2 separate regions of the Homo sapiens genome follow, and region 1 is linked to region 2. A link is a contact called in ENCODE Hi-C or POLR2A ChIA-PET data. All regions are on one chromosome and are shown on one strand. Each heading gives the region's core, a stretch centred on a gene start or an enhancer-like site at or near the end of the contact. The rest is flanking DNA. Distances are from core to core; before and after follow the strand shown.

The links. Hi-C counts contacts between places; a loop is a spot of excess contacts on that map. ChIA-PET counts read pairs that join two places held with the same protein, here RNA polymerase II (POLR2A). Pooled maps may share reads with other maps.
Region 1: a pooled map shows a loop between it and region 2 (4-fold over the local background). The contact joins two enhancer-like sites. A Hi-C loop is called at or near these places in 4 of 50 pooled maps. POLR2A ChIA-PET finds 5 or more read pairs at or near these places in 2 of 52 experiments (AG04450 and GM12878).

Annotation. Positions count from the first base shown.
Region 1 is chr12:122,242,827-122,247,089 of GRCh38, reverse strand. It overlaps VPS33A (VPS33A core subunit of CORVET and HOPS complexes), which reads left to right. Exons shown (of 13, transcript NM_022916.6): 7 at 2,328-2,521. Among named protein-coding and RNA genes, the nearest start is that of DIABLO, 19 kb to the right of the region's middle. Within about 2 kb of position 2,954, at least 2 of the 41 ENCODE cell types and tissues checked have a DNase peak (open chromatin) inside an H3K27ac peak, as active enhancers do.
Region 2 is chr12:122,128,575-122,132,341 of GRCh38, reverse strand. It overlaps MLXIP (MLX interacting protein), which reads right to left. Exons shown (of 17, transcript NM_014938.6): 4 at 3,116-3,205; 5 at 2,713-2,754; 6 at 2,230-2,401; 7 at 1,409-1,498; 8 at 1-50. Among named protein-coding and RNA genes, the nearest start is that of IL31, 44 kb to the left of the region's middle. RefSeq lists an enhancer at 1,656-2,855. Within about 2 kb of position 1,906, at least 5 of the 41 ENCODE cell types and tissues checked have a DNase peak (open chromatin) inside an H3K27ac peak, as active enhancers do.

The sequences.
Region 1 (4,263 bases), core at 1,705-4,204, 110 kb before region 2:
GACAACCACTGTTAATATTGTGGTATTATTTCCTAGTCTTTTTTTCCCCTTGTGTAGTTTATTGTAGTTAACAAAAAATGGAATCAGGTTGTACAAATAGTTTCAAACCTGAGTTTTGATTTGGTATGCTAATGAGCATTTTCCTAGTGTATGCATACTGTAATCGTTACATTAAAATCCACAGTATAGGGCAGGCATGGTGGCTTATGCCTGTAATCCTAGCACTGTGGGAGGCCAAGGCGGGCCAATCACCTGAGGTCAGGAGTTCGAGACCAGCCTGACCAACATAGTGAAACCCCATTTCTACTAAATACAAAAAAAAATTAGCCAGGTATGGTGGCGGGTGGCTATAATCCCAGCTACTTGGGAGGCTGAGGCAGGAGAATTGCTTGAACCTGGGAGGTGGAGGTTGCAGTGAGCCGAGATCGTGCCACTGCACTCCAGTCTGGGTGACAGACTGAGACTGTGTCTCAATTAAAAAACCAAAAAGTGGCTGGACACACTGGCTCATGTCTGTAATCCCAGCACTTTGGGAGGTTGAGGTGAGCGGATCATCTGAGGTCAGGAGTTCGAGACCAGCCTGGCCAACATGGTGAAACCCGTCTCTACTAAAAGTACAAAAATTAGTCGGGTGTGGTGGCGGGCGCCTGTAATCCTAGCTACTCAGGAGGCTGAGGCAGGAGAATCGCTTGAACCCGGGAGGTGGAGGTTGTAGTGAGCTGAGATCACGCCACTGCACTCCAGCCTGGGCGAGAGAGCGAGACTCCCTCTTAAATAAATAAATAAATAAATAAATAAAATAAGAGAGAGAGAGAGATCCTCCCACCTAAGCCTCTCAAAGTGCTGGGATTACAGGCGTGAGCCACTGTGCCCAGCCTACATAAGATTTTTTTCATATATCAGATTATTTTCTTTCCCTGGATTCCCTGATGCAGGATTTTTGGGGTGAAAGGCACTTGGTACATGTTGCCAAATTGCTTTACTGCAGAGTTACACCAGCTCCATGCCATCCGTAGTTCATGAGCACATGTGGGGTGTTCCAGGAAAATAGGGACTCACTTGGCTTGGCAGGAGCAGAGTAGGGAGAAGGAGATTAAGGCTACTTCGCAGAGGAAGTGGATACCATGCTAAGGAATTTGGAAGCTTATTCTAGATCAGGGTGTACAGCTTTTTCTATAAAGACCCAGATAGTAAGTATTTTAGGCTTTTGCTTGTTACAAAGTGCAGGTCATACAGAGGAACCTCCTTGTCTCTGTCATTGTCATGTGAAAGTAGCCATAGACAATACAAAAAGAATAGCTGTGGCCATGTGCCAATAAAACTTTATTTGCAAAAACAGAAAGTGGGCTGGGCATGGTGGCTCACACCTGTAATCCAGCACTTTGGGAGGCCCAGGAGGGTGGCTCACCTGAAGACAAGAGTTCAAGACCAGCCTGGCCAACATGGTGAAACCCTGTCTCTACTAAAAATACAAGAAAATTAGCCGGGCATGGTGGTGGGTGCCTATAATCTGAGCTACTCAGGAGGCTGAGGCAGGAGAATCATTTGAACCCAGGAGGTGGAGGTTGCAGTGAGCCGAGATCGTGCCATTGCACTCCAGCCTGGGTGACAAGAGTGAAACTCCGTCTCAAAAAAAAAAAAAAAAACAGAACGTGAACAGAGTTTGGTCCTCAGACCGTAGTTTCTAATTCTTGTTCTAGGATGGCTTTTAAACTATTTTGGATTCCAATCCACAGTAAGAAATGTATTTTATATCATGAGCCAGTATATACACACATGTATGCATGTGCATGTTAAACTGAAACAAAAGTTTTATTTAAAAAAAAAATAAAACGAAGCCACCACTAGCTTCTCTAACAGCGTGTGATAAGCTTTTGTATTTTCTACTCTGTGCTGTTTTTGGTACTGTTGTTTTGTTTTGGTTTCGTTTGGTTTTGGTTTTAAGATGCTACTTGCAACCCACCAGCTTGATTTCATGATCCACTAATGGAACATGATCTACAGTTTGAAAAAATACTAAAAGTCAATGGGGAGATCCTTGAAAGTTTTCTGAGTGGAAAAGTGACCTAATCCCTGAATAAGTTTAGGAAGTGGACATTGCTGCATGTGGTTTATATAGGTGCCCCAAAGATAATGAGAACTGTGGTATCAGTATTAGAGTCACTACTTCCTGTACTTTGATCATGGAAAATCAAAAGCTCAGAGCTATGTGTCGTTTGCCGTCTTCCATTTTCTCCTGAGTTGGAAATTCTGTTTTGTGCTTGGTTACCGGATTGGTTCTTCCAGTCATTGCACACAGGTGCTTATTCCCTTCCACTGCTGCTCAGGTTATGTGAAATTACCTCCAGAGAAATTTGCACCTAAGAAACAGGGCGATGGTGGTAAGGACCTCCCCACGGAAGCAAAGAAGCTGCAGCTGAATTCTGCAGAGGAGCTCTATGCTGAGATCCGAGATAAGAACTTCAACGCAGTTGGCTCTGTGCTCAGCAAGAAAGCAAAGATCATCTCTGCAGCATTCGAGGTGAGGCAAGTTTTGGGTGTCATTCTGCAACTCTAGGCCTCAGGTAGATGCCCACCCCTGAGGGGAATAAGAGCTCCAAAAATATGTAGCCATTAAACCAGGCTTCAATGCAACTTTTCTCATCTTCAGTAACTGCAGATTCAGTATTGGAAGATCCGAGGTTTTCATTTTAAACTTTCTCAGACCCGCGTTGCGTAAAGTTCTTTTTGTGTGGAGGGTAGGTGGAGGCGCAAGTGTGTGCAGTTTACAGACTTCCATCATAAACATTTGCTTTATCGTCTTAAATTATTTCCTACCTTGCCTAAGAGGAAGCCATCTGTACTACAAATAAAGAATCCTCTATAATAGAACTTGTGGTTCATGCTGAAAACTCAAGTTTAGCCAGTGTGACTGCGGCAGGGGAAGTCAGCACGTGTGGCAGGTGATAATGAGACTGAAATCCCCAGCAACCCCGAGCTTTGAAATTGGTGGCTTCATTATCACCTTCCTGCCTCCTCTTGCCCGTTCACTAGTTTATTCTTGCTCAGGCTCCTTTTTGAAACATGGGAATTCAACAAGATCATAAAGTCTGAATATTTCAACTTTGGAAACATAAATGGGAAGTTTTTGAAAATGAATTTTTCACTGAGTATGTAGTTCTAGATTTTTTTTTGACAGGGTCTCGCTTTGTCTCCCAGGATGGGTGTAGTGGTACAATCATGGCTTACTGAGCTGCTACCTCCCAGGCTCAAGCAATCCTCCCACCTCAGCCTCCCGAGTAGCTGGGACCACAGGCACATGCCATCATGCCTGGCAGAGTTTTTTGTTGTTTTTTTTTCTGTAGAGATGGGGACTTCCTGCGTTGCCCAGGCTGGCTTGGAACTAGGCCATGTAATTCCAGATTTTATCTTTCTCAGGAATTATGTTCATTAATTGATTTTCATATTTCTGAAGTTACTTTTGGTTTAAGTTATTAAATTTTGCCAAAAAATATTATCATCACCAAGCTATGTTCGCTTTGTTCATAGACTATACTCAAGACTAAGGTTCAGGCCAGGCACAGTGGCTCACGCCTGTCATCCCGGCACTGTCGGAGGCTGAGGCAGGAGGATCGCTTGAGCCCAGAAGTCCTAGACCAGCCTGGGCAACACAGCAAGACACTGTCTCTACAAAACTTTTTTTTTTTTTAACTAGCTGGGCAGTGGCGTGTGCCTGTAATCCCAGCTCCTTGGGAGGCTGAGGTAGGAGCCTAGGAGGCGGAGGCTGCAGTGAGCTGTGATGACACCACTGCACTCCAGCCTGGGCGACAGAGACCCTGTCTCAACATCAAATAAAAGACTGAGGGTCAACAGAAAAAATGGATTTTTTTCTGTTACACAGGAAACTTTTCCTCTTTATGGTACCCTCTAAACATAATTTTTTGTCTTAGTTTTTTACTCAGAAATTTGTATGGTTTATATAGTACTATCTTTCACCAATACTCAGATGTCCACAAAATACTGACACAGTGTTTAAGCTGGTACATTGGAAGACAGACTCTGAGGCATTTGCTTCTTTAAAGAAGTGCTAATTCAGGAGACAGGCACCATGACCTCTATTATTTCAGTCATATATATACTTTTCTTTTCTCTTTTTTTATGTAATGTAATGATTTATTTGTATTCCATTCTTCCTTTCTCATTAATATAAATGAAACATCCTCTGAACAATACAAAAAACAAAGCACTTAAAATATCGGCCAGGCGTGGTGGCTCACGCCTGTA
Region 2 (3,767 bases), core at 657-3,156:
AGATGCAGGTAGCATGGAGCCAAAAATGGAGCGGCTAGAAGAGAAGAGGTCTGAAAAACAACAGCAGGGGTCTTCTGAGCTCAGTGTGCCCAGCATTTGCTGGAATCAAGACTCAAACAGGGCCAGGCACGGTGGCTCATGCCTGTAATCCCAGCACTTTGGGAGGCCGAGGTAGGCAGATCATGAGGTCAAGAGATCAAGACCATCCTGGCTAACATGGTGAAACTCCATCTCTACTAAAAATACAAAAATTAGCTGGGTGTAGTGGCACATGCCTGTAGTCCCAGCTACTCAGGAGGCTGAGGCAGGAGAATGGCTTGAACCCAGGAGGCAGGGGTTGCAGTGAGCTAAGATCGCACCACTGCACTCCAGCCTGATGACAGAGCGAGATTCCCGTCTCAAAAAAAAAAAAAAAAAAAAAAAAAAAAAGGTGCCAACCACAACCACCATGCCTGGTTGGTGCCACCAGTGGTCCCAACTACACAGGAGGCTGAAGCGGAAGGATCGCTTAAGTCCAGGAGGGAGGTTGAGGGTGCAGTGAGCCGTGTTCTTGCCACTGCACTCCAGCGTGGGCTACAGAGCAAGGCTCTGTCTCAAAATAACAAAGACTAAAACAGGCTGGGTGTGATGGCTTACACCTGTAATCCCAGCACTTTGGGAAGCAGAGGCAGGAGGATCACCTGGGCAACATAGCAGACCCCCGTCTTTACAAAAAAATGAAGAAATGAACTGGGTGTGGTGGTGTGTGCCTGTAGTCCCAGGTACTCAGGAGGCTGAGGTGGGAGGATCGCTTGAGCCCAGGAGTTCAGGGCTGCAGTGAACCATGATTGAACCACTGCACTCTAGCCTGGGTGACAGTGCAAGACCCTGTCTCTAAAAAAAAAAAAAAAAAAAAAAAAAGACTCAAACAAATCAAGGACTAAACCCCTAAACCCCACATGGCCCAGGGGGATGCCATGGACAGAGGGTATTACCCTGAGACACCTTTTTTTCTGTAGAAAGGGGGCTCTGGTTGGAACCACACATGTTGGCAACTATCCTGGGCTCTGAAACACTCCCAGGCCTGACGTTTCTGCTGCTGTCACAATGGCAGGTGCTCAAGGACCCATCTAACTGCAGGGCCTTGGTAGGGAGCTGGCTGTGTCATCAGTGCCCTCTGCTGCTTCGAGGGAGAACTGCTTACAGTCACGGCTAAATCCAGAGCCAATTTCCTTGCTGAACAATGTCCCAGAAAAACTTCCCAGACCTTGCAGTTACTACAAAAAACAGTTCAGTTTAAAAAAAAATTCTTTGCTCGCCCCCTTGCCCATTCTACCAAGTCTCGCCTCTTAAAGGAAGGCAGCGATCTGCTCTGTGCTGGGCTGGGGGAGATGGAGGCAACCGTGCTCTCTCTGCCTCTGGTCCTCACCCTGGAAAGGCTCAAAGGTGTCCATGAAGTCCAGGTTAGGCTGCAAAGGAATCAGTCCCGGCTGGATCATGTCTGCATTTCCCAGATGTGCTGCAAGAATCACAGAGAGAGGAACCATTTTGTCTTCTCAGACAATGTTGCAGGAACGTAAAAAAGGCCTGGAACAGAACTTCCTGGCCCTGCTCACATCCCAGAGTCTTCCAAGGAGCTGGCTGGGATTTCTACCTTCTCAGGGTTTGTGGCCATTCCGCACCCTCAAAAGGCAGGAAAGTAAGTTTTTGCCAGGAAGGTAAAATTGAGTATCAGGGAATGGACACCCCAGGAAGCTGTAAAGAGCTCAAGAGAGAACAGAGACCTCCCCGAACACTGTTCTAATTTTCAATCTTTGGGCTCTTCCCTGAGAGGTTAACTGGAAGACTGAATGCCACCAAGGTGAGCGGTCACACCCGGGAGTGCTTCTGATTTTCTTTAGCATGAGTCACGGCCCGGCCGCCTCGGCTTAGGCACGGCACACGTACCCCGTGAAGAGAACGGTATCTGAAATGTGCCAATGACTCAGACTAGACCCTGCTGCTGTCCTCCCACCATGGCACTACGGGAATGGCAGCTGCCCAGTGGGCCCACTCTGCAGACCCCACCCACTCGGTACGTGCGGCCTGGATGTCAAATGAGGCCAGCCATCCTTCCCTTCCTTACTGCCTGCCCCCAACCGTGACGTGCAGCAGCTCAGAGATGGCCCTGAAGGAACCCTGGCCCAGAGGGGGCCTGGCAGAGAAGGAAGCGGCTGGCTGTTCAAAGCCCAAGGCCCTGGTTTGGGTTACCTATTTCCCGGGGATTGGGCCAGGCCACCGGCTGGTGTGAAGAAAGTGTGGAGAAGAGGGTGTCGCTGAATTCCGACATGAGCATGTCTGTGTCCAGCAGGGGATCCTCCTCCATGGGGACGGGGGTCTTCCATCCATCCCCGTGCTTGTGCCAATACAGCATGTCATCGTCCTAACACAACACCAACACAGGGGAGGAAGCATCAAAGAGTAACAGTGGGACGAAGAATTCCCACGCCTGTCACCTGGGGAAATTCGTCAAAGGGGTGCTCAGTGGAAGTGAGGCAGCAGGGTGGAGGCATTTGGAGAGCGGCTCCCTCCAGCCCACCCAGGAGAGAGAGCTGGACTGCTTCTTGAGCCATTCCTGAGACTCCAGGGAGGGCCCATGGCCTGCCGCCTTTTGCAGGGCTCCCTGGTGGGCCACCGAAGTCCCTGCTGTCTCATGTCAAAGTGGGGGTCCTCAGAGCTCCCAGGCTCACCCACCTGGACCAGGCTGGAGAGGTCCTCATCCTTGTGCTGCTGTAGCTGTGGGCAAAGGGACAGGACACGGCGGTCACCAATGGCCCTAGGAGGGCCCAAGGGCTCTAGAATATACAGAACTCTCAGGGAGGCAGGTAGGGGTCCTGCTCACACCATCCCCAGGCCGATGCCTGCACAAAGGAGACTTCCACCCAGTGCACAGATGGGGAAACTGAGAGCAAAGACAACCTGACCGAGGCAGGCCATTGCCCAGGCTAGTCTGGCACGCTGGGCCCCAGATTTACTGCTTGACGCTCCACGTTCAGGTGGGGCGGCTGTGGAGCCTACCGCCTCGGCCAGGGCCCTGAACCAGGGACTCTGCCCACTCCCTCCCTAGGCGGGCTGCCTGAACACTCCAGCCAGATACCCTTTTCTTGAAGTAGGTTCTCCACTTGTGATACTCCCGGATCACAATCTCGATGCGGCTCTTCCAGTACTTCCCTTCCGTGGTGATGGCCTAGGACAGGGACAGAGAGCAGAGTGAAGAGGGGGCTCTGCTTGATTAGCAAAGCTCAACTGGTGTACTGAGTATCCGGCACTATAATCAGGCCTTAGGCAATCCAGCGGGAAACCCCACAGTGGCTACCACATCACTCAGAAAGTACGTCCCACTTCTTCCATGCTATAGCAGACCCTCTAGCTAACAATGCGCTGTCATTTCAAGACCTAAGGTAGCCAAAGGCCTTGGGGGCACGGTCCTGAGGCTCTGTCCAGGAGGACAGGGTGAGAGCAGAATGCTCCACAGAGGAAGAAGCAGGGGAACGCTGCAGCAATTCCCAAGCCCCCCCATAAATGCCCCTTCCCCACAGCCTCTGCCACATTCAAAGGGCAAAAATGAACAGCCAATTCCAGGAAGTTTCAGGTGGAATGTGCCCTCCAGGGGCCTCTCATCCAACCTTCGCGTGATGCCAGTGTGGATGCCTTGCATGACAGCCTTCGAGCTCCAGAGATAAGGAGCCCCAATGCCTGGGGTTGCCTCACTTTCTGATCTCAAGGCCCAAATCACCTCACCTACAAAC